2 separate regions of the Homo sapiens genome follow, and region 1 is linked to region 2. A link is a loop called in an ENCODE intact Hi-C map of the cell type or tissue named here. Cell type or tissue: Caco-2. All regions are shown on one strand. Each heading gives the region's core, and the rest is flanking DNA. Links, peaks and the distances in the headings are about the cores only. Region 1 overlaps RASAL2 (RAS protein activator like 2). Region 2 overlaps RASAL2 (RAS protein activator like 2).

Region 1 (14,967 bases), core at 6,899-14,898, 160 kb before region 2:
TCTTTCTTCTTCTTGAAATCCCAAATCAACATGTAGCATCTATGGTGTCCACCGGGTGCTCCTGACTGCTAAGAACTTGAAATGGAAATAGGATAATATCCCCCTGAACAGGTAGCACTTTCTTTTTCAGGGCACCCTTTTGGAATCTTGAAAGCAGACTTTACCATCTCAACTCTGATGGACCCAGAAGAGATGAAAGACCAATTTCTGAGACAGGTGAGACTTCTGCACACTCTTCTAATTCTGATCAGATGATTGGACATTGCAAGACAATCTTATAAAAACCAATATATTAAGGTGGAAAACCTGTGGAATATGACCTCATCTTGTTCCACTGCCATCACTTTGGCTCATGGTGACAAGTTGGTTATGTGGCAAGATCTTTTTGGATCTTTTCTTACCCTCTCCAATGTCTTTCCTAAGTTTTTTTTTTTGTTGTTTTTTTGTTTTTTTGTTTTTTTTTGGTCAAGACAGCACGGTCAGAGGGATCTGAGCGTGGGTCTTAGTTTTGCCCTTATCCATTGTGTAGCTTTGGGCAAGTAACTTAGTCTTTCTGAGCCTCAGTTTCCTCCTGAAATAAGAATGATAATAATAATGCCTAACTCACATGGTTGGTGTTATGATTAAATGATATATTCCATATAAAGTGCTTAGCAAATAATCTGACACATAGTTGGTGCTCAATAAACATTAGCTATTATTTTTGAGTCAGGGTCTTGCTTTGTCCACCTTGGCTGGAGTGCAATGGTGTGATTATAGCTCACTGCAACCTCCAATTCTTGGGCTCAAGCAATACTCCTGCCTCAGCCTCCCAAAGGGCTGGGATTATAAGCGTGAGCCACTACGCCTGGCCAGCTATTATTATTATCAACATTATCACTGTAGTGTTCTGAATATACATTTGTTCCAGACTTTATTTTTTTTGGTTCTTAAAAACTACTGTGCCATGGGAGACTGTGGAGGAAGAATTGTTCCTAAATACTGAGAGAAAAGCTTCAAGCCGATTTTTGAACATAGTCTAAGGACACATTTCTCAATTATATCAGATAATAACCACAGAATGTCAGTGCTAGAGAGTACCCTATACACCATTTAGCCACAATCTTAATTTTACAGACAAGGAAACATTGGCATTTACCTGTTAGTTCATTGCAATTTATTCATAGGCCAAACAAATATCACCCTGGGAATTCATTCTAGAATTTCACAAAATCAAGTTTCTAGAAAGACCAGTAATATGTGTGTGTGAGTATATAATGTATATGTGTTTACTATAAATTTTACTGATATAAAGAATGTATAGCACACAATTTACAAATTATAATAAAATATATAATACTCTTTATTGTAATTTCATATAACCAACTGAATCTTACAAAATGCTCATGATTTTGGAAAATTCACACGAGCACGTGACTGCATGCTTGCCAGGAGTGGAGGGGGGACTGGAGAGCTTTCAGTACATTTTGCTATTGAAAGAACAATAAGTATGAATGGTGTAATTTAGCATCTGATAAGTTTCAAGTAATAAGACTTCAGTGCTGAATATTAGGTCAAGAAAAGTTAAGAACCTTTTCTTTTTTTTTGGGTGGGGAGAGACAAAGGAATTCTGAGTTCTCTTATGTTTATTCCTTAAAGTCAAATGTAGTTAAGGGCCTTTTTTTTTGGTGGGGGGTGGTGGAGGTAGACAAAGGAACTTTTGAGTTCTCTATGTTGTTTACTTTTTTTTTTAATTTTTATTTTTTTAAGACGGAGTCTTGCTCTGTCGCCCAGGCTGGAGTGCAGTGGCGTGATCGCGGCTCACTGCAAGCTCCACCTCCTGAGTTCACCCCATGCTCCTGCCTCAGCCTCCCGAGTAGCTGGGACTACAGGTGCCCGCCACCACGCCTGGCTAATTTTTTGTATTTTCAGTAGAGATGGGGTTTCACCATGTTAGCCAGGATGGTCTCGATCTCCTGACCTTGTGATCCACCTGCCTTGGCCTCCCAAAGTGCTGGGATTACAGGCGTGAGCCACTGTTGTTTACTCTTTAAAGTCAAATGTAGCATATTTGATTCTGGCCTGGGCCCTTCAGCACTCCTCAAGGGGTGTACTCATTGAAGCTTCTGACTCCAAACCAGAAGCCACCTACCTTCTGCTTTAAATTGAAGCCAGTGGGGAAACTGAGGTCGAAATAGGGAATTCCATCTTCTGGTCAGCTTTGTCAGAATGTATCTATTCCATAAATGGGATGACCATGTTAATGGAGAGAATTTCTACCTCACAGACTTAAAGGACAGATTGGTGGGGACAAGGTGTATGTGGGGGAAGGCTGAGTATATATTGTCAGTTTTAGTAGAATTTTAAATTCCAAATAGAAGGGAAGGAAACACCTGTAACCAACTTACCCCAGTTTCAGGATTGGGGACAGAAAACATTTTAAGACAGCTACGCACAGTGCTCACAGCTTGATTTGGACTAGTGTTTCTTACCCCCTGGCTCTTCGGAATCCCCTGGCAAGGTTAAAAAGAAAAAAAAAAAAAAAAAAGCCTGGCCAGGCCCAATCCTTAGAGAGATTCTATTTAATTGTTCAATGGTGGAGCTCAAGAGGTACTCCTCTGTTTTTTTTCTTTTTTTTTTTTTTTAAACAACTCTCCAGTGATTCTGATGAACAATCAGGATTGAAAACCACTGATTTAGTCATCTGTTTTAGTGTTCTTTGTCATTAAATTTTTTTTTTTGCTAACAAAATTAATTTATGTATTTTCCTACTGGTAAAATGCTAATAAAAAAAGTCAGGCAGCTGGAGGGAGGCTAAAAACAATTACAGGGTATGGATATGCATAAAGGGTATACGGATGGATAGTTTAGGGCTAAGAGGACCATGAAGTAAAAAGACCGCATCAACACTTTCTCTCTTTTTGATGTTTCAGATCCAGGAAGTCTTAAAGCTTACATTAGGTCACGAACAATTTAGACTGAAATGGGTCAGCTTCGAAGTGAACAAAAAATAGCACAATTCTTGGATATGCAGTTTCTGTTTCATGCAATCTTCTCTGGATTTTGAGTAAATTTTAATTTTTTAATCCCTAGTAGAACAAGATTAGGAAGAACTCGACATGTGCCAAAAAGCACAGACCTACAACTAACACAAAACAAGACTACACATGAAACCTGCATCCCTGGATTTTACAGAATGAAACAGGGATGCAGGAGAAGATGGGTGTATTTGGGAACAATCATGTTGGGAATGACAAATGAACTTCTATTAAGAAATTAAAATAAAAAACCTGAACCAAACATCAAAAATCCTGAAAACAAACCCCATTAATCTAACTGGAAAATTACAAGAGGATGGTAGTGGTCTAGGAAGCTAAGTGGGGCTACATTTCCTAATAAACCAGATGAAACTTTCTTTACCTGTCACAAGTTATTAAAGAGATTTCAAATTCTGCAGAATTCGAAAGTAACAGTTTTATCACAATACATGCTAATGCTAGTTATTTTTCCTAAATTGAAATCTTATTACATGGAAGTTGGGAAATTCTAGGACAGACTGTTCTTAATGTTAAAATATATTTTTAGAAGAATATTCCGGCATACATTTCCTTTCTTGTTTCTCTTCAAGTGTCCTAGTCACCCAGGTGCATGCTAGAAGACAGCAATATGTCAAATATAGTAGCAACTTTAGTCTGAAATGTTTAAAGTTAAAGTTTATTTGTATTCTTTGTAGGAATATCAATAAAAGACCTCAAACGTATCTATATCTGTACATGTACAAGAACTGTCAAAAATTATTCACAGAACAAAAATAAATCTTCTTTAGAACAAACCCAGGTAATGAAATGCTGATACGGATCTCACATACGGAATAATCTAAATGCTACTAGCACAAAAATATGGCTTTAAAAATAAAATAAAATCTTGGGTTTTGTTTTTCTAAGGTGTATTTCTCTTTCTTGAAATAAAAAATAAATTATTTAGAGCTATCATTGTAAAATAGTCGTGTGTTAACACACTCTTATTAAGGCCCTGGAGATGAAAAACAAAATCAAATTTAGAAGGTCATTTCCTCACAGGTGTAACTCAGGTTAATGTGCTGCTGTCTGCTTAAGTTAATATAACTAGGAAATGTCTAAGCACCAGTCAAAATTTAACCTAATTTACTATTTAACTTTCCTGAAGGTGGTCATTGAGTCAATTAGTATTTAACCTTTTGTTGAACTGGGAATTGAAATGTTTCCCTCGAAAATTTGGAAATCACATAAAATGATATTTACACATAAATATCTGTACCCCCACAAAGATGATGGAGGTCCCTAAAACACAACTTCTGTGGAAATCTCTCTACAACAACAAATAAATCTGGTTTTAAGTCTCAAACTAAAAAAAAAAACAAAAAACTTCCTAGGGTCAAATGAGGGTATTTAAGTGGAAGATAGCAACTGAGTAGGAAAGGAAAATGCATGCTGAAATGCAGGCAAAGACTACCACTTTCCTTTCCTCGGGTGCTCACTGCATTTCCCAAGTCTTGCTGTGTTGGTTACTCAAACACTTGAGGCTTAACTGATCAGGAACTGAAACTACTTATTTCTGGATCCTACTCTCAGATCAATGATATTCAACTTTATTTCTATGATTCCCCATGGTATCAATAATGATATCTAGGGTTCTTGAGACAATGCCAAACCAAGTCAATTTCAAGTTGCTTTAACTTATATATACATATAACACATATAGTACATTTTTTAGGATGATAGAATGTCATAAAATCTAACAGACGAGAGCATAAAATCTGAAAATCTCAAAGTTTGGGAATCACTGCTCGATAAAATGGATTAACATTCAGAAAAAGGAAGCCCCAGGAATTATGTTTTGTGTGGGTGTGTGCATGTGTTGTCTACAGAGACTGCCTTTTTATGTATCTATGTATTTTAAGAGTGGGCAAGGGATATAAATATTCCTGTTTCCTGGAAACTCTGGGCTACTGAGAAGACTGCTTATGCATTCATTCCCTTAGGGTCGTGTCTCTTCCTCAGGTTCTTTCACTCCTCCTAAGATATTTATTCTATCTCATGCAAATTTCATCACTTTTGTCCTTCCTAAACCCAAGAGTATACATAATCGGGTCATGACAAAGAGAATGCTTCTAGAACTAATAACAATCATTCAAACATGAAAAGAGATTCTATTTAAAAATTCAACACTCCAACATTTCTTGCTTTTAAGAAACTAAATCCTTCAACTGACGCATTGAAAAAACAAAGTATCTCAAATTATCGGCCCCCAGGTAAGGGGTAGGAAGGCAACTATTTACTGCTGGGGTAAGCAGGAGATTTCACTATTAGACTTGAAAAAGGGAAGGAGAATGGAGAAGGGAGCCCTTCTGGCTTTCCACAGTTGATAGGAGAAGGTGGCCTCCAAAGGTGTAGCTGAAAATGCAGTGAAGCTATGGCATGTGGCTGTTGGGTTTGGCCCTGTGACAAGTCTAGTCTGGTGTCAAGCGTGTGTGTTGGGCTCAATGTCACAATGGGGTAGACTGATGGGACTGAGGTAATCCTGAAGAGGGTTCCTTTCCCACGCTCAGTCCTATAACCAGCCTTCTCAGGAACTCCAAGCTAGAGGTAACTAAAACTAACCCTCTATGGAAGGGGAAACAAATACGAATGCAAACTCACTTGATGGCAGTTATTTTGCTCTGGGACTTCCAAAGAAGAACTCTGCTCTCAATCTGGTGTACCTCTGAGAACACAGTGAAAGCCAGGGGTCTACAGAACCACAGACCCATCAACAAAGGCCCCGGGTAGACTAAGATCTGAAAAGCTTTACTTCCAAAGTCAAGCTCATTCTTAAGGGCATATAGTTAACACTTGTAGCAGTCTTAGGTAATCTTCTTTTTCTTTCATAATCTTAACACCATCACAGAGAAACACGGAAGCAGACCAGTCAGAGAAAGCTAATTCTGACCAACTTGATACTATATGAAAAAAAGCAAAAAGCTATAGCAGCATGATTACCTCATTTTACCACATTTTTCTTACCGTTAGACTGCCATAAACCCCAACAGTACCTTGGTGATAGTGCTTGGAACATGGTAAGTGCTCAAGTGCTTGTTATAGTTACCTAGTTATAATCTCCCCTCTGACATGGCTTTTGCTGCAGAGACTCAGGGAATATGATGACCTGATGGAAATGTGACTCTTTTTGCTGCTTCAGCTCAGATTGCTTATTGCTTCAGTAATATAAAAGGGGAATATGAAGCTCTTTTCTGACTCCTACCAACACTGTCCTCATTAATGGTCAAGTCTGTTGTCAGCTAGACATGCACTTTACAAGCACTTCACCTGAATTCCAAATTCCACTCAACCCTGATCTATCCTGCGCCCCACAATGTGGTGTTGTTTTGAGGGAAACAGGAAGTGCAAGACATTGCTATCTTAATCTATTTGCCTCTCTTCAGCCATGTACCTCCTCCCAGCAAACAAAGTTATTTACCTACTTGAACTGAGGGAAAGCCAATTAAGAAACATCTCCATAAAAATTATCACCTGTTGGTGGCTTCTCTTCTTAAAAAATCCTTCAGAGTAACTTATACAGATTGCAGCATTCTCTAAAGAAATACTGAGAAAAAAGGTTGGACAGGAGTAGGCTCACAGGATAACTTAACATTTAACATCTATCAGCAACTCTGAACTTTTAGCTTATTGGTAATGCTCTATTATTATTATTTTTTACTATTTCTTCTTCATTCAAGATAACCTGGTAGTAGAAGGCTGCATAATCTGTCCAAATGTTTTGGGCATTAAATCTTTCAGTGAAGACAGCCCTCTAAGGAGCTCCCATAATGCTAATAAGATACACTCTATCCATCAAAAGCACATTTGATTTTTTGGGGCTTCTCTCAATTCCCAATATAAGTAATTTTATCAGCCCTCTGTAATCCATAATCGGCACTTAAGAGCTTCCAAACCTCAATGGCAAGACATCACCCACATTACATACTTATGGCCAATGAAACTGACAATTCTCTTACCAGGTTTTCTGTGGCACAATTGAAGGCTTTTACAAAGAATGAATTAAACATGGCTTGAGCTGAGAATAGCCAGAAACAAGAACAAATCTATGCTTACATCCCTCCTCCTTCAACAAAGGACACTACACTTTGGAACAGTTACCTCTTTTTCCTAATAAAATAAGTGATTTTGACCACAGTGTGCCCTCCGCTTGGAGAGAAGGTGTAAGAATTTGCAAACCAAAACCAAAGGTGAAGAAAACGTAAAAGTGCCAAAACAGCTGGATATAAAGTGTGCAGATCAGATAAACACAGTGAGAAACTCCCATTTTAGATCTGTCTGGCAGAAACAGGGATTGCTATGAAAGAAACTGTTTTAAAAGGTTGTGGGTTATGTGGCCATGGTGAGGTTGCTGAAACGTAAGGTCCAACACAAAGATCCACCTGAGAGAGGGCAGAGCTCAAGAGGCTGGAATGCAAGCCTGGGACTTGGTGAAAAGGAGGGCTTGGTGTCTGTCGGCATCACTCAAAAGAGGGCACTATACATGTTCTCTTATAAATATTCTGTTATGGAGAAACACTCACTTGATGCATATGGCTCCCTCAGGTCCTTTTTTTTCCATCCCCTTTTTCTAGAAAAAAAATTCTTTAAAGCTTATAATTTAAAATCAACATCAACTTATTCGAGAAACATTGTTGCTTTCTCAATATAAAACAACTACTTAGATCTTGCTTAAAGAGGTTTGAGACCCTTTTAACATTATATCTGAACAGCATAGAAGGCATGAACTTTTCCTATTTGTGCAGTTATATGTACATATGTGTGAATATATATTATATATATATTTGTATATATAATGTCTGTTTAACATGTAACCTTCCATACTTCTGGTAATCAAGGTTGCATTCAAGATGACATTGCACACCTCTGGAAAAAAGGAAATGAATTCGTTTCCATGACTTTTTCTGTTCTATAATAATAAGGCTATGGATGACAAGTGTTGAAATTGGGTCATTATTGTCAGATCTACGAGCATTGGAATAATAACTGGAATGTGCCATCCTGACACTTTCCATTATTTTCTTTTTCTTTTAAGAGAGTGATGCTTCAAATTTGGATTTCCTTTCTTTATTGAGGGGATAAGGGGAAGAAGTACTTTAAAAGTTAAAGATGGAGATAAAATTACCCCCCATAGATTTGCTAGTACAATGGATAGAGTCTTTATCCCAAACAAAAATTATAACAACACATAGAAAAAATTTTTAATAGGAAATATTCAGAGATTCCAGCTGTGGTATGGTTAGCCCTTTTCTGTATGGAAGAAAGGGTGTTGATCTGGATGGCTTATGGACAGCTATTTAAATAACCTCTCCAGGGGAGAGTAAACCCTGTTGGTGATGACAGCTCCCACTATGGGGAGGAAAGCACAGTGAATGTGTGAAGATGAAGATGGTATGTGGAGACACAAATATTTATAGTTTTGTAAACTCTAAAGAGGAAAAAGAACACCCTTTATTACAATTGGGGTTAAAAACAAAAAGCCCCTGTCTAAAAGAGAAGACTCCCATCTGCTGTAGACAGAGGAAATAAACATATTGACAGGAGTTCAATAGAAATTACTCCTAAAGTCCAGTTTTGATGCAACAGCTTTTGTCTGTGTCCTCTGAAACAGTGAATCCCCAAATCAGATTAGCTGTCCAACCAGAACCAGTCTTGGTTGATCAGTGGAATAAATTATTGTTTTGTATGGATCTTGGTATTTGCATGTTTTCTGAAAGGACAAGAGGGCCAGAGTGGGGTTTTTAAACTAGTAGATGAATCCCTGAAAAATTCCTTCTCACAATGTCCTATTGCACTCCATGTGCTTCTATCAGATAGATGCTTGGTCTCTACCTACTGAACCTACAGGCTCATGTCTCGCTCACACAACAGTTCCTACTTTACTTCCTGTAACAACTGCAGTGCTTTCAACAAGAGGAAAACAATAATAAAAATAGCAATAATCAAAAAGGTAATCTACATTATTAACTTCCTTTTGGTATATTACAGTGATATTTTCTGTACATGGCCCAGAACTAAGTTCCCTATGTACATAGAGATGTGGGGGAAAAGCATTGACCTTGGAAGTCGCCGCCTTATGCCCTGAAAGACAAGGTTCCTTTCTTCATTCAGGAGTTTCTCACCACATCGCCATTGTGAAGTAGCAACATTCTGTAAACCTGGAGGGGCTAGGTAAAGGTCTGGAGATAGGAGAGTGGGTCAATTTCCTTCTGTCTCCTTCCACAGACAAAGCCCGTCAGCAGCTGCTGTTTTTGAATTCACCATTCTCCGTGATGGAAAGCTTGGTGGGGTTGGTGGGGGAGATGCCATTGCGGACCTGCATGCTGTACCGCTCCTTCACTTGGGTCAGCGCGCTCATCAGTCTGGTGTTGGCTGAATCCAGGGACACGATCCGTTTTTCCTACAACACACCAATCATGGCTTTATTCAGGCTACAGGCAGGAGGTAACACGCTTTCTTTACTGAATGACTAGTCCAGTGCTTTCTCTCAAACAGTTGTATGCATGGTGCTTCCCAGACAAATGGAACGTCTCTGCCTCTTTCTGCACACTGGTCAGGTTCAGCTTCCCCTGAGCCCAGTGGATCTGTGTTTATTTTTTTCTCTCTCTCTTTTTCTTTCAGCATAGCAGGACTTTTTATTAACAATCTCTTGGGACATTAGACTGTCATGTAAAAGTGATACCATGTGTTACCTCAGACTATGCAACACAGGTATCAAGCTGCCTTATTATACTAAGTGCTTTAGGTCAAAATTGAAACATGGAAATTAGGTGGCAAAGAAAGAAGCACCAGAGGTTTCATTTCACAGAGGAGAAGAGCATGTGATCTATGGGTTCTTAGCCCCAAAAGAGGGCATATCAGTCACATTTGGAAGGAATTCACATTGTGCTCAAAATTAAAACAATACATGGTGGCAGTGTAGAGTCACCAACAAGGTGAGGTTGCAACAGCAAGAGGGGAAAAAAGCAGCCAAAAAGCTCAGACCAAGGAGTTACTTGAATATGGGGAGGGAGATGTGCCGAAAAGGGAATGCCATCAACATAACACATGAGAACAAACAGAGAACACAGGCTCCTAGACCCATTCCAGCTCAAAGTTACTCCAGGAGGGCTGCCCAATACGGAGATTGCTTTCATTTTACTTTTGAGTCTCTGAAAAAAAATGCTTTAGAAACAATATTTGGAAACCAAGCATTGGTGAATACACACACACAAAAACCAAGGGGGAAGAAAAGAGGAAAAAAAATAGGCAGTCTAACTAAAGGAAAGTAGGACTATCTAAAATTTTTTTAATAAAATCATTTTATCAAAACATTATCAGTCTCCTAAGGATTAGGTTAGAAGAGATACCCTAATCTTAGCTTCAGCAGCTCAGTAAATCATTCTAGAACCTTTCTAACATGAAGTCTATAGTTTTCAGAAAACAACGCAGGAAACAGTCTTTACCTATGCCTGTAAAATTAAAAAGAAAATAACACATAGGGAATACCTCCAAAGCCAAAAGGAGTTTTACTACCTTAGGGGTTTTTAAAATTGACCCTGAGAAAAGCATGGTAAAGTTTAGTCATGGTAAAGTTCAGAGAGGAAGTAGCAGGGCTCAGGGCTGGTGCTGCTCCTTGCTATTAAAACAGCAGCTACCCAGGGCTGTCATGTAGTGCTACACTTTGGGACACATGCTACTGGGAGCATGCAGAGTGAAGACCACGGCCCTGGGGGAAAAATCTAGGTAAAATCACATACCACCATGGCATCAAGTAATACTTCCCTTTACTCTCCTGCTTTCTGGGGGCAGGAGGGTAGGATCCGTAAGGCAGCAGTGCTGGTGGTCACAGTTTCAAAAGTATATTAAAAAAAAAGAAACAACAACAAACTAGCTCTTGCTTGTCATTATCATTTAAAAAAAAATCCTTCTTTCCCTGATGGAGAACTCATGTGGTAAGATATACAAAATCAGCACTATTAATGACCCATGCATCTGGTATAAAATGCTTTTTATTTTAGGAAAGTAATTCATTTTAAGGATAGACAAAACTAAAGGAAAGAGCTGCAAGGCTTTTAAAAAATAATTATTATTAAAAAAATTTTAACCAATGAAGTTTACTGGGATAACAAATATAGATCTTTGAAAAGCCAATAGGTAAGAACTGGCCAGTGAATACTAGAAAACAAGAGGTAAGAGCTAAGTATGATATTCCCCCCTCCCTACTCGCATTATTAGGAATGATCTCTAAACTGAGTAACTGATAATTTCTTGAACGATTAAAGAAAAGATATTTCAGAACTGGGATAAATTATAAGGCCTCATAAGGAAATTAGGATTCTCCAGGGTTCATCCAAAAATAAATAATTCATAAAAAATTTGATTTTTAAAGGGTCAAAAAGCCTAAGAATGACTGTAATTACTTACTGCCTAAAAAGGTAACAACTGAAGACAAACAGCCCCCCTACTAAACAGCTGAAAGTTTCCACATAAAGAAACTCCCTTTGTATTTCCCCCTATTGCCAACCTCTCAAAATAAAACAAAAAAGTTAAAAAAAATCAAATAGAGACTTATGAAAGTCAAGTTCAGTTGACAAAAGATGCTCGGACATTTCAATTCTGCCTGGATTGTAAGGGAAAGCAATCTAGTCCACACCTGACAGGAAGGATTCCCATGTGGGGAGTGGCAGGAGCTGGAATGTGTAGGAGGCCAGTGCACTGGGCCAGGGCTGGGAACTGCTCAGCTAGAGAACGGACGCGGGGTTTACTTGCCTGTTTGAATAATCTCATCTCCATTTATGACCTGTAATTTAACACAGCGGAGATATCACTTGCAACAGTAACTAGGCAGCTGCTTTTGCTTCTCATAGGAGGAAGCCCTTCTCTGTTCTCCACCTGAGTCACATAGAGAGATCCTGGGAGCCACAGTGTCTCCTCATGCTCAGGGGTGAAAGGTGGCACATTCTCTGGTCTGATATTTAAGAAATGGATCCTTATGATCACCACTAGGATCCCTATGGCCCCTAAGCTACAAGGTCCAGGATAGGTGCTTCTGCCACTCACCAAAGGAGTGCTCATCCTTTTGCAGTTCCTGTTAGAAAGTGGCTGATGCAGGCCTGTGCCTTGTAGCATGAAATGACTCAAAAAGAGGCAGAGGCTGAATTCAGGGACAAGATTTTCCTGGGAGCACAGGGCTGCTGAGAGACATGAAAACCAGTTTACTGGGCACCTGGCTGGTAGTGTTTTGGGAAGTGTTGACATAAGAGTCACTTCTCTGGGAAGCTTTCACCCCAAACACGTCTTCATTCTATTAAATGATGCCAGAAGGGCTGCTCTGCTCCATCATTCACTTAAGAGAGAAGATTTATCCTTACAAAAGAAAGGATCTGATACAAAAGTCATTCATTACAAAGAATGCCAAAGGATGTTTAAAGTCATTTGCTATAATAAGATTTTAATGTATCAGTAAGCCAACAGCTGGAATTAAGAAACCTTCCTTTTAAGGACACTATAATTTTTTAAAATTTAACTATAGTGTTTAGGATTTGTGCTATGCATGGTGCAGAGGTTTTCCAAATATAGTTTAGTGGATTCTCCCAACTATTCTTTAGGGATCCACAGTGGGTCTCTGGTAGAATAATTTATTATATAGTAATATTTGTGTTTGGGTAGGTAATTTATTATATTTAACCAATCCCAGTATGATTTGATTCATTAGTTGAGAGTGTGGTCCTTGCTGTTGAGTGGTCAGTGGAAGGAGCTGGATATTCATTTATGAAAGGTGCCTGGATTCTACCAAAATAGTCCAGAGAACCAAACCATTTCAAAACCACTGTCTTGAAGTATGGACTGAAAACATTAACTAGCTTAGCAGACCACCAGTCTGACAGTGACTTACGGTTTGAGGATAGCATTTCTCCCATTCCTACACATGACACCCTCCTGGTTAACTGAGAGAAAGTCCTTACTTTCCAGAGCATTTGAGTCCTAATAAATCAGATTCCCTCCCTGGCTTTTACCTCCTATGCCTAGCAGGTGACTTCTGCTTTATACCCAGTCACCTAGCCCTAATATAAAATTAGGGGGTGGGGTAGAAATCTTCAGGAGCTAATCATGAGGCTGTCCTGTCAGCCTGTGTACAGAACCACAACTGTGGCACACCCAAGCTCCCTCTGCTTAAGACTATTACATTTTTTTTCAAGACAGGGTCTCACTTTGTCGCTCAGGCTATAGTGCACTGGCGCAAATATGGCTCACCACAGCCTTGACCTCCTGGGCTCAAGCTATCCTCCCACCTCAGCCCCCCAAGCAGCTGGGACTACAGGCATGAGCCACCATGTCTGACTAATTTTTGCATTTTTTGTAGAGGTGGGTCTCACCATGTTACCCAGGCTGGTCTTGAAATCCTGAGCTCAAGCAATCCGCCTGCCTCAGCCTCCCAAAGTGCTGGGATTACAGGCATCAGCCACCTTGCCTGGCCAAGACTGATACTTTTAAACCAGCTGAAATTATTTAAAAAGTCTGTTTTATCTCTTAGTACTAACATCTCTCCTTGTGTGGTTATTAATAGAACTCTTCTTGCTTTATATTGTTATATTGAAATTTCCAAAGTGAAAACCTACTAACATTAGTTTTCCTGACTCAATTGCCTTATTTATCCAGGCTGTTTTTCTTAAGTCTCTGGGATGATTTTTTATAGTGTGAATAGTGAGATGGCCTAGTCTCCACTACCCTTACCTCACCTACCCTGGGGGCATCTAGAAAGATTTCTTTCAAAGGACCAAGTAAGATAATTACTACAGACCTTTCTTCTGATTCTCCGCATGTCTAAGTATCCAGAAACTATAGAGTTCAAGAATCCAAAATATTTTAAGGAGCAGTGCTGATTGCATCCTCACAACTCTCACCTGACTTCCAAGTCTAGTGTGTTTAAAGGAGTGTGAGGCCCATGAAGCATTCTTTCCACGACCGTGCTTTCAGCCTCACTCTCAATTTTGTTGAAAAATAAACCCATTCCACATGGACTCTGTAAGGAAACTAGACTGTTAAGTACATGTTTAAGAATACTGGGGGCTCTAAAATATGTTGATTACTAGCTGATACCTAGAGAAGGGAGGAGGCTATCTATGCATAAAATCCTTGCTCTCATTTTTTATTTCACAGCTTAGGGATATGATATGTCATTTAAGGTTGAAAAATGCAAACCTGGATCGGCTATCTTCAGGGAAGCAACACATTCAGTGGCTAGATCAGCCACTATCAAAACTATAAAAACTGTAACTGCTTTTTGTTATTTGTTTCACCCTAAGAAATACAACCATATTTTGCAATGATAAAATAAAAAGGAGTTAGAAACACTTCTTGCCTCCTGGATTTTGCTCTAATCATTGACATGTCCCTATGAGGTGCTCTTGGCAGCCTTTATGTCATTGGTGTCACAGGTGTGAGCTACAGTGAGCAGAAGCCTAGGTTCTGATTTCAACAACCTTTTCTTTTTTTAAAGTTTTATCAAAAGATGCTCTCTAAGCACAGCACCAACAAAGAAGAGCAGCCAAGCACATTCCAAGCAGCAATGCCAAACCCTAAACCAAAAGAACAACAAGGAAAGGTACCTTTTTACAACCTTGTCTTTCCCTGGCAATTCCATTACTGTCTGGGGCAAAAGGTTGATGGCAGTGGACGTGACTGACAAGACCATGAACAGCACAGCCAAGCAATGGTCAGTGGAGGTCACAAGCCAGGCACATGCAGTGCACTTTTCACAATTACGCCCTTAGAAAATGCCCTCCTTTCCATAGGGAAAGAAGCAAACCCCATCATGCACTAGGTTGAGATTTGTCAAGCAACTGCACTAAACACGCTAATACTTTGCTGAGTAAACAGACTTCTCACCAGTGAAAGAAAGGAAAATAATGGAGGTCACACAGACACTCAT
Region 2 (16,706 bases), core at 5,811-13,810:
GAAAACTTTGAAAAAAATTTAGAAGAATGTATAACTAGAATAACTAATACAGAGAAGTGATTAAAGGAGCTGATGGAGCTGAAAACCAAGGCTCGAGAACTACGTGAAGAATGCAGAAGCCTCAGGAGCCGATACGATCAACTGGAAGAAAGGGTATCAGCAATGGAAGATGAAATGAATGAAATGAAGAGAGAAGGGAAGTTTAGAGAAAAAAGAATAAAAAGAAATGAGCAAAGCCTCCAAGAAATATGGGACTATGTGAAAAGACCAAATCTACGTCTGATTGGTGTACCTGAAAGTGATGGGGAGAATGGAACCAAGTTGGAAAACACACTGCAGGATATTATCCAGGAGAACTTCCCCAATCTAGCAAGGCAGGCCAACGTTCAGATTCAGGAAATACAGAGAACGCCATAAAGATACTCCTCGAGAAGAGCAACTCCAAGACACATAATTGTCAGATTCACCAAAGTTGAAATGAAGGAAAAAATGTTAAGGGCAGCCAGAGAAAAAGGTTGGGTTACCCTCAAAGGGAAGCCCATCAGACTAACAGCGGATCTCTCGGCAGAAATCCTACAAGCCAGAAGAGTGTGGGGGCCAATATTCAACATTCTTAAAGAAAAGAATTTTCAACCCAGAATTTCATATCCAGCCAAACTAAGCTTCATAAGTGAAGGAGAAACAAAATACTTTACAGACAAGCAAATGCTGACTGATTTTGTCACCACCAGGTCTGCCCTAAAAGAGCTCCTGAAGGAAGTGCTAAACATGGAAAGGAACAACCGGTACCAGCCGCTGCAAAATCATGCCAAAATGTAAAGACCATCGAGACTAGGCAGAAACTGCATCAACTAACGAGCAAAATCACCAGCTAACATCATAATGACAGGATCAAATTCACACATAACAATATTAACTTTAAATATAAATGGACTAAATGCTCCAATTAAAAGACACAGACTGGCAAATTGGATAAAGAGTCAAGATCCATCAGTGTGCTGTATTCAGGAAACCCATCTCACGTGCAGAGACACACATAGGCTCAAAATAAAAGGATGGAGGAAGATCTACCAAGCAAATGGAAAACAAAAAAAGACAGGGGTTGCAATCCTAGTCTCTGATAAAACAGACTTTAAACCAACAAAGATCAAAAGAGACAAAGAAGGCCATTACATAATGGTAAAGGGATCAATTCAACAAGAAGAGCTAACTATCCTAAATATATATGCACCCAATACGGGAGCACCCAGATTCATAAAGCAAGTCCTGAGTGACTTACAAAGAGATTTAGACTCCCACACATTAATAATGGGAGACTTTAACACCCCACTGTCAACATTAGACAGATCAACGAGACAGAAAGTCAACAAGGATACCCAGGAATTGAACTCAGCTCTGCACCAAGCGGACCTAATAGACATCTACAGAACTCTCCACCCCAAATCAACAGAATATACATTTTTTTCAGCACCACACCACACCTATTCCAAAATTGACCACATAGTTGGAAGTAAAGCTCTCCTCAGCAAATGTAAAAGAACAGAAATTATAACAAACTGTCTCTCAGACCACAGTGCAATCCAACTAGAACTCAGGACTAAGAATCCCACTCAAAGCCGCTCAACTACATGGAAACTGAACAACCTGCTCCTGAATGACTACTGGGTACATAACGAAATGAAGGCAGAAATAAAGATGTTCTTTGAAACCAATGAGAACAAAGACACAACATACCAGAATCTCTGGGACGCATTCAAAGCAGTGTGTAGAGGGAAATTTATAGCAATAAATGCCCACAAGAGAAAGCAGGAAAGATCCAAAATTGACACCCTAACATCACAATTAAAAGAACTAGAAAAGCCAGAGCAAACACATTCAAAAGCTAGCAGAGGGCAAGAAATAACTAAAATCAGAGCAGAACTGAAGGAAATAGAGACACAAAAAACCCTTCAAAAAATCAATGAATCCAGGAGCTGGTTTTTTGAAAGGATCAACAAAATTGATAGACCGCTAGCAAGACTAATAAAGAAAAAAAGAGAGAAGAATCAAATAGACACAATAAGAAATGATAAAGGGGATATCACCACCGATCCCACAGAAATACAAACTACCATCAGAGAATACTACAAACACCTCTACGCAAATAAACTAGAAAATCTAGAAGAAATGGATAAATTCCTCGACACATACACTCTCCCAAGACTAAACCAGAAAGAAGTTGAATCTCTGAATAGACCAATAACAGGAGCTGAAATTGTGGCAATAATCAATAGTTTACCAACCAAAAAGAGTCCAGGACCAGATGGATTCACAGCCGAATTCTACCAGAGGTACAAGGAGGAACTGGTACCATTCCTTCTGAAACTATTCCAATCAATAGAAAAAGAGAGAATCCTCCCTAACTCATTTTATGAGGCCAGCATCATTCTGATACCAAAGCCGGGCAGAGACACAACCAAAAAAGAGAATTTTAGACCAATATCCTTGATGAACATTGATGCAAAAATCCTCAGTAAAATACTGGCAAACCGAATCCAGCAGCACATCAAAAAGCTTATCCACCATGATCAAGTGGGCTTCATCGCTGGGATGCAAGGCTGGTTCAATATATGCAAATCAATAAATGTAATCCAGCATATAAACAGAGCCAAAGACAAAAACCACATGATTATCTCAATAGATGCAGAAAAAGCCTTTGACAAAATTCAACAACCCTTCATGCTAAAAACTCCCAATAAATTAGGTATTGATGGGACGTATTTCAAAATAATAAGAGCTATCTATGACAAACCCACAGCCAATATCATACTGAATGGGCAAAAACTGGAAGCATTCCCTTTGAAAACTGGCACAAGACAGGGATGCCCTCTCTCACCACTCCTATTCAACATAGTGTTGGAAGTTCTGGCCAGGGCAATTAGACAGGAGAAGGAAATAAAGGGTATTCAATTAGGAAAAGAGGAAGTCAAATTGTCCCTGTTTGCAGATGACATGATTGTATATCTAGAAAACCCCATCGTCTCAGCCCAAAATCTCCTTAAGCTGATAAGCAACTTCAGCAAAGTCTCAGGATACAAAATCAATGTACAAAAATCACAAGCATTCTTATACACCAACAACAGACAAACAGAGAGCCAAATCATGAGTGAACTCCCATTCACAATTGCTTCAAAGAGAATAAAATACCTAGGAATCCAACTTACAAGGGATGTGAAGCACCTCTTCAAGGAGAACTACAAACCACTGCTCAAGGAAATAAAAGAGGATACAAACAAATGGAAGAACATTCCATGCTCATGGGTAGGAAGAATCAATATCGTGAAAATGGCCATACTGCCCAAGGTAATTTACAGATTCAATGCCATCCCCATCAAGCTACCAATGACTTTCTTCACAGAATTGGAAAAAACTACTTTAAAGTTCATATGGAACCAAAAAAGAGCCCGCATTGCCAAGTCAATCCTAAGCCAAAAGAACAAAGCTGGAGGAATCACACTACCTGACTTCAAACTATACTACAAGGCTACAGTAACCAAAACAGCATGGTACTGGTACCAAAACAGAGATATAGATCAATGGAACAGAACAGAGCCCTCAGAAATAACGCCGCATACCTACAGCTATCTGATCTTTGACAAACCTGAGAAAAACAAGCAATGGGGAAAGGATTCCCTATTTAATAAATGGTGCTGGGAAAACTGGCTAGCCATATGTAGGAAGCTGAAACTGGATCCCTTCCTTACACCTTATACAAAAATCAATTCAAGATGGATTAAAGATTTAAACGTTAGACCTAAAACCATAAAAACCCTAGAAGAAAACCTAGGCATCACCATTCAGGACATAGGCATGGGCAAGGACTTCATGTCCAAAACACCAAAAGCAATGGCAACAAAAGACAAAATTGACAAATGGGATCTAATTAAACTAAAGAGCTTCTGCACAGCAAAAGAAACTACCATCAGAGTGAACAGGCAACCTACAAAATGGGAGAAAGTTTTCGCAACCTACTCATCTGACAAAGGGCTAATATCCAGAATCTACAGTGAACTCAAACAAATTTACAAGAAAAAAACAAACAACCCCATCAAAAAGTGGGCGAAGGACATGAACAGACACTTCTCAAAAGAAGACATTTATGCAGCCAAAAAACACATGAAAAAATGCTCACCATCACTGGCCATCAGAGAAATGCAAATCAAAACCACAATGAGATACCATCTCACACCAGTTAGAATGGCAATCATTAAAAAGTCAGGAAACGACAGGTGCTGGAGAGGATGTGGAGAAATAGGAACAGTTTTACACTGTTGGTGGGACTGTAAACTAGTTCAACCATTGTGGAAGTCAGTGTGGCGATTCCTCAGGGATCTAGAACTAGAAATACCATTTGACCCAGCCATCCCATTACTGGGTATATACCCAAATGACTATAAATCATGCTGCTATAAAGACACATGCACATGTATGGTTATTGCGGCATTATTCACAATAGCAAAGACTTGGAACCAACCCAAATGTCCAACAATGATAGACTGGATTAAGAAAATGTGGCACATATACACCATGGAATACTATGCAGCCATAAAAAATGATGAGTTCATGTCCTTTGTAGGGACATGGATGAAATTGGAAATCATCATTCTCAGTAAACTATCGCAAGATCAAAAAACCAAACACCACATATTCTCACTCACAGGTGGGAACTGAACAATGAGATCACATGGACACAGGAAGGGGAATATCACACTCTGGGGACTGTGGTGGGGTGGGGGGAGGGGGGAGGGATAGCATTGGGAGATATACCTAATGCTAGATGACGAGTTAGTGGGTGCAGCGCACCAGCATGGCACATGTATACATATGTAACTAACCTGCACAATGTGCACATGTACCCTAAAACTTAAAGTATAATAAAAAATAAATAAATAAATAAAGTGAGAGGAAGCTGTTTTTAGTTTTATAAGTATCTGTGATGCCTACCACTTCAAATCAAATAAGATGTTACAACTAGTATTGAACAAGCACAGAAGCTTGCTTTACTTCACAGAGAAACACTAAAAATACTGAATCTCAGTCAAAAAAAATATTGTAAACATAATAATTTCCCCAATATTTTGGGGGAAAAAGAGATAAAGAAAATCTTACCATGAGGCCAAATAATAGAACATTAGAAAGTAGTTTGAATTCATAAAATGACAGTTTGAAACATAACACTTGTCCAATAACCCTGTAGATCATGTTTTATTTATTTCATTTTCATGCAGATCACTGGCAAATCTGTAATCTAAAGTAGGAAGCTGCGGTACTTTAAAAGCTGCAAGAGAATTATTTTGTTAGCCTAATATTTGCTAGGCTCACCACCAATACTACTTGGAAAACTGTAAAATAAAACGACTTACATACAGATAATTTTTCTTACTGACATTTTCTGAATTCTATTTATATGACACTGCAAGAGACACAGTAAAAATATTCCTAACCTAGGTATAAAAACTCCACTTTTGGATCTTCTCACGTGAGCAAAGGTTGCTGTGAGTCTACAAGAGACCTATGTGGAATTAATTCTTATGTATTTTACTATCGTGGTCCCTGGGTTTTGAATTCATCGGCAGAAATATAAACAATCAAAATGATACATTAAATCATAGGCACAGCATTTATGGTCTGCAGAAAACTTGTTCTTTAGCATTATTTCAGCTGAATTTTTATTTAACAAAGAGACAAAGAGAAGAAAATATCTTCTTAAAACATTCCTGAAGCATCCAATAGAGGTTGTTTTTATTGTCTATTAGATTATAATAATTTAACCTGAAAACGCCAAGAAGTTTTTAGTCTTGTTTTGTCAGATTCAATTTATCTTCCTTACCTTAGATAAGGAAAAACTAAGCTGTTTTAAAGGCTAACTTAATATCTTACTACAAGTGACTATAGAATGAGAAAAGACTTAGCTAATTTTAAAAACAGTATATTTTAGTAGTGTGAAACCCACCTGTCGTCATCAATGTAATATGCCCTCCCATTTAAATCCCTAAAAGCTAAGGAATTAATGCCCTTAATTAGCTGGGTGTGGTGGTGTGCACCTGCAGTTCCAGCTCCCTGGGAGGCTGAGGTGGGAGGATTGCTTGAGCCCAGGAGTTTGAGGCTGCAGTGAGCTGTGATCATGCCACTGCACTCCAGCCCGGGTGACAGAGTGAGACCCTGTCTCAAAACAGAAAAAAAAAAAATGTGCACACAGTTTAGAGTCAACTGGTTCTACAACTTGTTAAAACAAACAGCAATACCCAGCCCTCCTCTTTTAACACATTTCCTTCTGCAGAAGCAACCACTTTTACCTCTCTTAGCCAATTGTTTTGGTAGTTAACATCAAATATTGAATAATATTGCTTTGTTGATACTTTAAAATTTCTCTATTTTAGACATTATCTATTGACTTTCCACTATGAAAGATGAGAATGTGAATCCTTCCTCCTCCATCACCATCCCAGTAGGTGCATACATACTCCTATTCTCTCACCTTCCCTATATAGTTACATAATAATTTTGGTAAAGGCAAACAATATTATGACTATGTACGTTATTTAGACTCCAGCCACAGAGTAAATCCTATGTAGACTGTAGCATAGTGGTCAGGAGCATAGATCTTGAAGGCATACTTCCAGGGTTCAAAGCCTATCTTTGCCACTTAATGGCTGTCTAGCTATTTAGGCAAGTTACTTCACCTCTCTATGCCTCAGTTTCCTTATCCATAAAATATTCATTGTAACATTATCTACCTCTTGGGTTTACAAGGATTAAAAAATTCATATATGTAAAGTGCCCAATATGATAAAAAGTGCTATAGAAGTGTTCTCTTTGTCCTGAGCTACTTTTTTGTTTCTCTTATAGTGTTCTCTTGTATTATTCATTTGCTTAGATATCTATATGCTTATTGTTAATTCAACCACAAATGCGCTTCCTATTGTTTCCGCTGATTGAGTTAACTTATCAATTTTGTGTTCTTGGAAAGTCTCGCTACAGCCTTATCAGCTGCTCCAGTCTGAACTGGCTGTCTTTATTCTACATCTTGTACCGAGCTATTAAACTTGGTTCTGTCTTTAGCATTCTACTAAAAGTTCCCTTTTTCTCTCCCCTGTGCTAGATCTCCTGTCCTCATTCTTAGTAAAACATATCTTTCATTAGCTTCAGGAAAAATGATGTGTAGGAGGTAATCTTTTTTGAGTCTTGCATGTCTGAAAATGTCTTTATGCTATTCTCAAATTTGACTAATAGTTTACAGCTAAATATACAATTCTGGACTGGAAAAAAATTTCCTTCAGAATTTTGAGGGCATTCCTCATTGTTCTCTAGCTTCTGATATTGCTTATTGTAAGTCCGCAGCCTTTCTGATCCTTTGTATGTACTCCAATTTCCCTTTTTTTGCAGGTTTGTAAGACTGTCTCTTGTCACTAGAGACAATTTAGAATTTCATGAAATGTGACTTGTCATGGGAACTCAGTAAGCCCTTTCAATCTGGAAACACATATCTTTCAGTGGTGGGAAATTTCCTGAAATTATTTTGCTAGGGTTTTGCTCCCTTTCTTTCCCTTTTTCTGGAATTGTTGTTTTGATATTCAACTTCCTAGACTGGTCCTCTCATTATTTTATCTTTTTTTTCTCTCCACTTTCTATTTTCTCAATTCCATTTTCCAACCCTTATATTGAGTTTTATATTCTAATTTTTTAGTAGACAAAAGCTCAACTTTGTAAAACATTCTGTTCTTGTTTCATGTATGTAACATCCTATCTTTCTGAGGATATCAATCATTTTTTTAAAGTTTTCTGTTCCCTGCCTAGTCTCTACCTCCAAGTTGTTTTTTCCCTTTTTTCTTTTTCTTTTCTTCTTCTTCTTTTTTTGTATGTTTTAGTCTCTCTCTTTCAGGCTTTTCTTCAGATGTCCACTAATCTTGGGAAAGTTGGTATTCTTAGATCTTTCTTCTTGGGCTAAATACACCAAGGGGTATTCTACTAATCTCCTGCCTGTAGGGTAAAGGCAAGTGAGAGAAGAAAGGTGGAGGAGTCCCATCATTCAGCGTGCACATATTCACCTAATTCCCTCATATGTGGTAAAATGCCCTGTTCTCAATTTTGCCTAGTATCTCCCAATCCAAAGATACTTGGGCTTTTTTTTTTCCCTCCAAAGAGTATACTTGGAGTCTTATACTAAGGTGGAGGTATAGGTAGGAAGAACAGTTGTTCAGTGGAATGGGGAAGAGGAGGAGACCTGGGGATCTGCTACCACATATGTCTGGCTCAATTCCTGAGCTATTTAAAGATTCTGTGGTAAAGGTCAGCTTCATTTTTAGCCTTCTTCATAGCCAAGTTAAGATTTGGCTTTCTTAAGTAAGCTATGTCATTTGCCACACTCTATTTGCTTTTCAGCTTTCAATGTGTGTGTGTGTGTGTGTGTGTGTGTGTGTGTGTTTGTGTGTGTGTATGGCTGTTTTCTTCTTTCTCGTTCTCCATATCCTTGATGGATCATGTCTTTAAAATAAAACACCTTTAGTAGGTTTGGTGGAGTTTCTGGGAGGAGTATAATTAGATGCTTGTGTTCAATCTGCCATTCATCTCCTCCAGATGTCCAGGCTGAATCTAAAAATCATTCCTACTTCCCACCTGATTCTCCAACCACCACAGTGGTTTCCTAAGAACTTGGCCTTAGGGCTGATTAAGAGGAGCCTCTAGTGTGGGTATCACATTTTGGAGTACTCTACTCTGGTCTTCTTGGGCACCCATTTCCACAGAACTTGACTGTACAAACTGGGAACAGTAACCATGACAATAGCCTATACAAATGACTTCCACAAATTAGAAAGGGAGTCCTTTATTGAAGAAACTCTACTGCCATCTACTGGAAATTTTATGAAACAGCTACAAATCAGCGATAACAAGTGACAGGTAATTGGGTAACAGTTTGAGCAACCATAAGTGGCAGCACTGCCTTGGAGCCACCTTCACAGAAGTAAACAAATCTCCACTGTGCTAAAATATGGAAGATAAAAGAACAAATTAGGAATCCAAACTTCAAATTACAGCAGAATTGTGGTCTCGCACCTCAACTTAGAATTGAGAACTGATGTCCCAATCGAAAAAAAATGTTACTGCTAATCAAAATCTAGCTCATAAGAGTAACAAAAGTAACAAAATCAAACAGTAAAATTGATTTTAGTAGGTTAGCTTGAGAACTTAAGTACTAGTTTTTTTTTATTTTATTCATGTCAGTTTTGAGACCCAATTAACTACTTCCAAAAGAAAATCAGGAAAATGTTCAAATGTAAATGAAGTTTTTGCATTTAATTGGCTAATAATGCAAACTTCTTTCTAATGGGCAAATCTAACTATATCAGATTGGTAGTAAGGTCAGTTCTGTTATAATATTTGCTTTGAAAACTTTAATGTTCTACTGCAATTGATTTATTTTAGGTAACAATTTGCACATAACACAAAATCTGTGTTTCCTTATGCACAACCTTCACTACTCACATATCCTGTCTATCAATGCTATTATCATCCAGTAGTTTTATAGAAGATTCTAGCATCTTGAAAATATTTCACAAATTATCTAGATATTTCTAACAATGTCTTGGGAATAAAAACAGAGTCCTCACTAATTTACAAATTTCATCTGTAATAAACACTAAATGAACAAAGGAAACTCTACTCACCAAGCCATGTTGAATATACAAGATGTTCATATTCAGATACACCTCAAACATCTACCAGCTGCCTCAGTTCACTGCATGAGTGTTATTAGCCACACCCAACATGCCTGTTGTAACAACATTCTATCCGCTTTTAAATAACCCTCCTTCTATCAATTCAAAATACACTTACAAATTAGTCTGATGCCCTCTACCACAAGGAAACTTTAGGATTTTTTCAAGGTAAAGTGCTATATTCATTATAGTATTTGAAACCTAGTTTTATCACTTTTTTGTGTGTTACTGACCATGTTTTTGAGAGTAGTGCCCCTAACCACTTTGTCTCCACTTGCATAGTGTAGTGATTTTTAGGACTCTGTATGTCATATTATAACAGAACTGACTGTATATGGCTATTTTATCCCATAATCAAGCCAATTCTTCCAGAATATTACCATCAGTATTACCACATACATCCTTCCAAATCTTATTTCAAAGAATAAATATATAGTCACTCATGGTTTTTAAGAAAACCCAAAACTACTCAACCAAAACCTTGAGGAAGATTTTTCCAGGGTTTTCTACCTTAATTATTCATAATGATTTTGATAATTCTTGAGCTTATCTGAGTTCTCCTCAAATTACTTGCATATCACTGCCATCTATTAATGTGGAATACAAATATAATGCCTAGATATTATGCAGCTGTTTTAATGTGAGCTTTCTTATAGACAGTAGTCAAATAATCTTATTTTACAGGAGAGGAATAAGACATGACATTTTAAGGAAATTTCAAAGAAAATCAGTGGCTGCCATTATCCACTGAGCTCCAACTTTCAGAGCTAGAAATACCAGGATATTATTTTTTATAAAGATTTTGATCTTTATATGTATTAATATATCACCATAAAGTTCAAGGTCTGCTTCTGTTGGTTAAGTAAATACACACATTAATTTAATAGCCAATCTAAATATTGAGTACTACCATACACAGACATTATTTATCAGCATTTTTACTCTATTTTATAAAGGAAAGAATATATCTCTTATAATATTAAATCTTCATTATGCACATATCCTGTCTACCAATGCTATTACCATCCAGTAGTTCTACAGAAGATTCTAGCATCTTGAAATTATTGCATAAATTATCTAGATATTTCTAACAATGTCTTGGGAATAAAAACAGAGTCCTCACTAATTTACAAATAAAGTTAGAACTGAGGCTAATTTAATCTAACAGAAAGGGCCAGGGTTTAAACCAAGGTTTCCCAGCATGAGCAACATAGTGACACCCTGTCTCTAGAATAAATTAAAAAAAAAAATAGCCAGGCATGGTGGTGAGTGCCTGTAGTATCAGTTGCTTGGCAGGTGGAGGTGGGAGAATCAGTTGAGCCTAGGAAGTTGAGGCTGCAGTGAGTCATGATTACACCACACCACTGTAATCTAGCCTGGGCAACAGAGTGAGACCCTGCCTCCAAAAAAAAAAAAAAAAAAGCTAATGTTTGAATAATCAATATCTTTTATTAATTCTGATCAAAAGCTTTATCCTTTATAATATTTTTATAAATACCCTAGAGAACATATTCTACTTTAATATTAATTTTCTTCAAAGTTTTCTCAAGTTTTTGGTCACTCAGAGGTCAATAAACTTAGGAAAAGATGGTATAAAGTAAAAGGCTGGCTTTTCCTCAGAGTTTTCCAACTTAATTTCCTTTTTTGGTCTTCATGTATACAAACATAAAAATTTTAGATAGCTAGCTTTGACTCTAAAAGACTTTTGATACACTCTTCTCTAAGGCTTGCTAGAATATATCGGAGGCATACTATGTTAAATTATAATTTTAAATGTATTTACCAAATGTTTATAGGTTTTTGAGGACTCTAGGATAATAACACAAATTTACTATCACAGGCACAGTTTTTATAAAAATCCAGACATTCTGTAAGTAAGATGACGGGATAACTTTAATATTTTATTATAATATATTAAAATAGAGGCATGAGATCTCTGCAGCCTTGAGTTAGTAAATGTTTGGATTTGAATTTACCAGTTCAATCTGAACTTTCTGTTTGAGGACTGAGAAAGCCTCGGATTTACGAATGTTTGGCATTTTCTAATTAAACCAGCTTTATGAACATGTTTATGATGTTACATGCAAACAACTATCCTTGCTCATTTCAGGCTCATACTGTAGTTTGCCCATTTGGGCATGAAAACATGAACTTTACCGGAATGTCAAAGAAATACAACAAAAAGATTGGAGACAGCTCCAAATTCACCTTGTGCTATCCACCAGCCAAGCAGTAAGCAATATGCAATAACAGAGATAAATTTTCTTCCATAAATGCACAGTTCATAAAAATGTCCACTCTTCAGCTTTCACTTTTCCCCCTTCTCAGAGTTCTTGCAAGCTATTTGATAGCTTTGGTTTTTTTAAAAGAAGTTGAATTTGTAGGTTACATTGACATTGAAAATGACTATTTACTAATTTTAGTTCACACGGCCAACTAATATGCCTTCCAGTATTATTTGTATACAAAGAACCCTACTACCTCCTCTTGAAAATTCAGCAAGTCATGCTTTGCATGGTTTGAATCTAGATAGTCTTTTGATGAATAAATTAAAATCTGGATACTGTTACTAGGGGAAAATAGTTTTTTCCTAGGTTTTCTAAATCTGGAAGTGGGTACTTTAGACATGATGCACACATGCCTTAAGAAAACATCTCATTTTCAGTGGAAAAAAATTTTTTTTTTAAAAGTAATTAGTATATTTTATTTAAAAATATTTTTAGTATGAAAGAAATGCACATTGCTTAAGAAAATCTAGAACATACAAGCAAAATAAAGATAATGCTCATAATACGTTGATGTGTATAAGCAATCTTTATTCTGTGTGCATACTGTACCTTTTTTTAAAAAATGAAATAATGATTAGACTGCACATGCTGTTATATAACTTGTCTTCTTCGCAATTTATTTAGAACATCTTTTTCGTGCTTTTTTTTTTTCTTTTATTATTATACTTTAAGTTTTAGGGTACATGTGCACATTGTGCAGGTTAGTTACATATGTATACATGTGCCATGCTGCTGCACTGCACCCACTAACTTATCATCTAGCATTAGGTATATCTCCCAATGCTATCCCTCCCCCCTCCCCCCACCCCACAACAGTCCCCAGAGTGTGATGTTCCCCTTCCTGTGTCCATGTGATTTGTTCATCTGACAAAGGGCTAATATCCAGAATCTACAATGAACTCAAACAAATTTACAAGAAGAAAACAAACAACCCCATCAAAAAGTGGGTGAAGGACATGAACAGACACTTCTCAAAAGAAGACACTTACGCAGCCAAAAAACACATGAAAAAATGCTCATCATCACTGGCCATCAGAGAAATGCAAATCAAAACCACAATGAGATACCATCTCACACCAGTTAGAATGGCAATCATTAAAAAGTCAGGAAACAACAGGTGCTGGAGAGGATGTGGAGAAATAGGAACACTTTTACACTATTGGTGGGACTGTAAACTAGTTCAACCATTGTGGAAGTCAGTGTGGCTATTCCTCAGGGATCTAGAACTAGAATTACCATTTGACCCAGCCATCCCATTACTGGGTATATACCCAAAGGACTATAAATCATGCTGCTATAAAGACACATGCATACATATGTTTATTGCGGCACTATTCACAATAGCAAAGACTTGGAACCAACCCAAATGTCCAACAATGATAGACTGGATTAAGAAAATGTGGCACATATACACCATGGAATACTATGCAGCCATAAAAAATGATAAGTTCATGTCCTTTGTAGGGACATGGATGAAATTGGAAATCATCATTCTCAGTAAACTATCGCAAGAACAAAAAACCAAACACCGCATATTCTCACTCAAAGGTGGGAATTGAACAATGAAAAAAATTTGATGAATCAAAATCTATGTCAAATTTAGTATCCTTGGTAACTGTAAACTGCTGAATGCAACAGTCGGAGAACTCTTGTCAATAAGAAGTAAATTCTGTGCTTAAGCACTCCCTTCTTCTTCCCCATACACATTTGTCTCAATTTGCTTATTTGGAAACAAAATTCTGGATTTTCATCTTTCCTCTTTAGTTCTTCCTTTGCTAGTGCTACTTCATCTTCCTAACCTCTAAATGTTGTCCCAGGGCTTAGTCTTTGCATTTCTTCTGTCATACATTCTAATAGGAATGTCATTAAATCTCAGGGTTTTAAATATCATCTATTTGCCAAAGGCTTGCAATTTGTATCTGTAGTCTGTACCTTCCCCTTTATTTCCAAATTCATATATCCAACAAATTTCGACTTGGGGGTCTAATAATACCCTCAAACTTAACGTGTGCAAAAATTGAGCTGCTGGTCAATCACACTTTCAAACTAGTTTCTCCCAGTCTTCCCACTTTAAACAATAGTAACTTCATTCCTGTAGCTGTTCTAGCCAACATTCTTGAATATTCTATTTCTCACTTTCCACATCCAATCCATTAAGCAAATTCTGAGTTCACTGTAGGTGTGTGGATTTGTTTCTGGATTCTCTGTTCCACTGGTCTGTGTGTCTGTTTTTCTGCCTGTGCCGTGCTATTTTGGTTACTATACCTCTGTACTGTAATTTGAACTCAGGTAATGTGATTCCTCTAGTTTTGTTCCTTTTGCTCAGAATGACTTTGGCTATTCAGGGTCTTTTGTGATTCCATATAAATTTTAGTATTGTTTTTTCTATTTCTGTGAAGAATGTCATTGGTATTTTGATAGGAATTGCACTGGATTTGTCGACTGCTTTGTGCAGTATGGACATTATAACAATATTGATTCTTCCAACCCATGAACATGAAATATCTTTCCATTTGTTGCCATCCTCTTCAATTTCTTTCATCAGTATTTTATAGTTTTCATTGTAGCGATACTCACTTCTTTGGTTAATTCCTAGGTACTTCATTTTACTTGTGGCTCTTGTAAATGGGATTACTTTTTAAATTTCTTTTTTTCAGATTGTTCACTGTTAACATACAGAAATGCCACTGATTTTTGTATGCTGATTTGGTATCCTGTAACTTTACTGAATTTGTTTATCAGTCCTAACAGTTTTTTAGTGGAGTCTTTAGGTTTCTCCAAATATAAGATCGTATCATCTGCAAACAAGAATAAGTTGGCTTCTTCCTTTCTAATTTGGATGCCCTTTATTTCCTTCTCTTGTCTGACTGCTCTAGCTAGGACTTCCAGTACTATAACAAATAAGAGTGGTAAAAGTGCACAACCTTGTTGTGTTCCAGATCTAAGAGGAAACGCTTTCAGTTTTTCCACAGGCAAACGTTTAAGAAGAATTGTCTCCATTTGCTGTTTTGATTTCCTTATCACACTATCTTCTCAACTCATTTCAGTAGGGCTTCTGCTGCCACATACCATTAAAACTACAGTTCCTAAACTTACCAAGAACCCTAATGTCACTTAATCTAATGTGTGGTTTTTGTTTTGTTTTGTTTTTGAGACAAGGTCTCACTCTGTCGCCTAAGCTAGAGTGCAGTGGTGTGATCTCAGCTCACGGTAGCCTCAACCTCCCAGGCTCAAGAGATCCTCCCACTTTAGCCTTCAGAGTAGCTGAGACTACAGATGTGTGCCACCATGCCTGGCTAATTTTTTTATTTTGTAGAGATAAGGGTCTCACTATGTTGTCTAGGCTGGTCTCATACTCCTAGACATAAGTGACCCTCCAGCTTCAGCCTCCCAAAGTGCTGGGATTATAGGTGTGAGCCATCACACCTGGCCTAATGATTTTCGTTAGTCCTCATCCTAGTGGCCCTTTTGGTAGCATAAAACAGAGTTGGCTATATAGTTCTTAATCCTCCCTACTGTGTACTTTGTAATAGTATAGACCACTTATGTGACAGTACAATTTAGCTTGTTTTTCTTTGTCTTTTTAAAATTTTCTTTAAGTATAACACACATATGCTCAATGAATTATCACAAAGTGAACACACCTGTGTAATTCCTACCCAAGTCAACAAACAGAACACCACTGGCACTCCAGAATCCACCTTTATATTTCTCCCAATCACTATTCATGCCTCCTCCCCAAAAGTAACCACCATCCTAATAACTAACACCATAGATTAGTTTTAACGGTTTTGGAACTTGATATAAACGGAATCAGACAGGATGTACTAATTTGTGTCTGTTCCTCAGTGAACTCTTCGTTAAAATATCTGTTCAAGCCTCTTGCTCATTTTCTACGAGGAAGCATTTATATATACTAGATAAAAGCCCTTTGTTCATTATAGGTGTTGCAAATATATTATTCTACTCTGTGGTTTGCCTTTTCATTCTCTTAATGATGTACTGATTGACAGAATTCTTAATCTTAATATAGTCCAATGTATCAATTATTTCCATTACAATTTGTGTTTTTTGTATTGTTTAAGACAAACTTGTCCAACCCACGGTCCATGGGCTGCATGCAGCCCAGGATGGTTCTGAATGCAGCCCAACACAAATTCTTAAACTTTCTTAAAACATTATGAGATTTTTGCATGAACCTTTTTTTTTTTTAAGCTCATCAGCTGTCGTTAGTGTTAGTGCATTTTGGGTGTGGTCCAAGACAATTCTTCTTCTGATGTGGCCCAGGAAAGCGAAAAGATTGGACACTCCTGACTTAAGAAATCTTTCTTTATCCAAGATCATGAAAATATCCTACACTATTTCTAGAAGTTTTATTGTATTATCTCTCTTGTTCAGATCTTGGAATTGATATTGTGCATGGTTATAAGGTCACTATCTTATAGGTCAATTCCTCCTCATTCCCACCCCACTCCAAAAAGATATGTTATTGAGCCAGCACCAATGACTAAAAAGACTGTCTTTTCTCTCACTGCCGTGAGGGAAATGTCACACCAAATGTCCTTATATATGGGATAACTTCAAGACTCTCTATTCTATTTCACTATTCTATTTGTTTATTCTTCCACCAACACACTATTATACTTTGTTTTTTTTTGAGATG

What was found. A loop is a pair of places that touch in the nucleus more often than their neighbours do. Peaks named below come from ENCODE experiments on the same cell type or tissue, not always from the same donor. Only the 100,000 strongest peaks of a DNase experiment are listed, where the experiment ranks them.
Region 1: it touches region 2 in a loop (3-fold over the local background); 7 of 110 quality-filtered maps call a loop at or near these places.

Annotation. Positions count from the first base shown.
Region 1 is chr1:178,467,561-178,482,527 of GRCh38, reverse strand. It overlaps RASAL2 (RAS protein activator like 2), which reads right to left. Exons shown (of 18, transcript NM_170692.4): 18 at 3,678-9,453. The coding sequence ends at 9,289. It overlaps CLEC20A (C-type lectin domain containing 20A), which reads left to right. Exons shown (of 8, transcript NM_001395331.1): 7 at 131-216; 8 at 2,913-3,288. The coding sequence ends at 2,993. Among named protein-coding and RNA genes, the nearest start is that of CLEC20A, 22 kb to the left of the region's middle. In Caco-2, for the core only: no CTCF peak of the experiment used is centred there; a DNase peak (open chromatin) is centred at 11,747.
Region 2 is chr1:178,303,011-178,319,716 of GRCh38, reverse strand. All of the region lies in intron 3 of RASAL2 (RAS protein activator like 2), which reads right to left. Among named protein-coding and RNA genes, the nearest start is that of CLEC20A, 190 kb to the left of the region's middle. RefSeq lists a silencer at 8,709-9,003. In Caco-2, for the core only: a CTCF peak has its summit at 8,889 (motif pointing left); no DNase peak of the experiment used is centred there.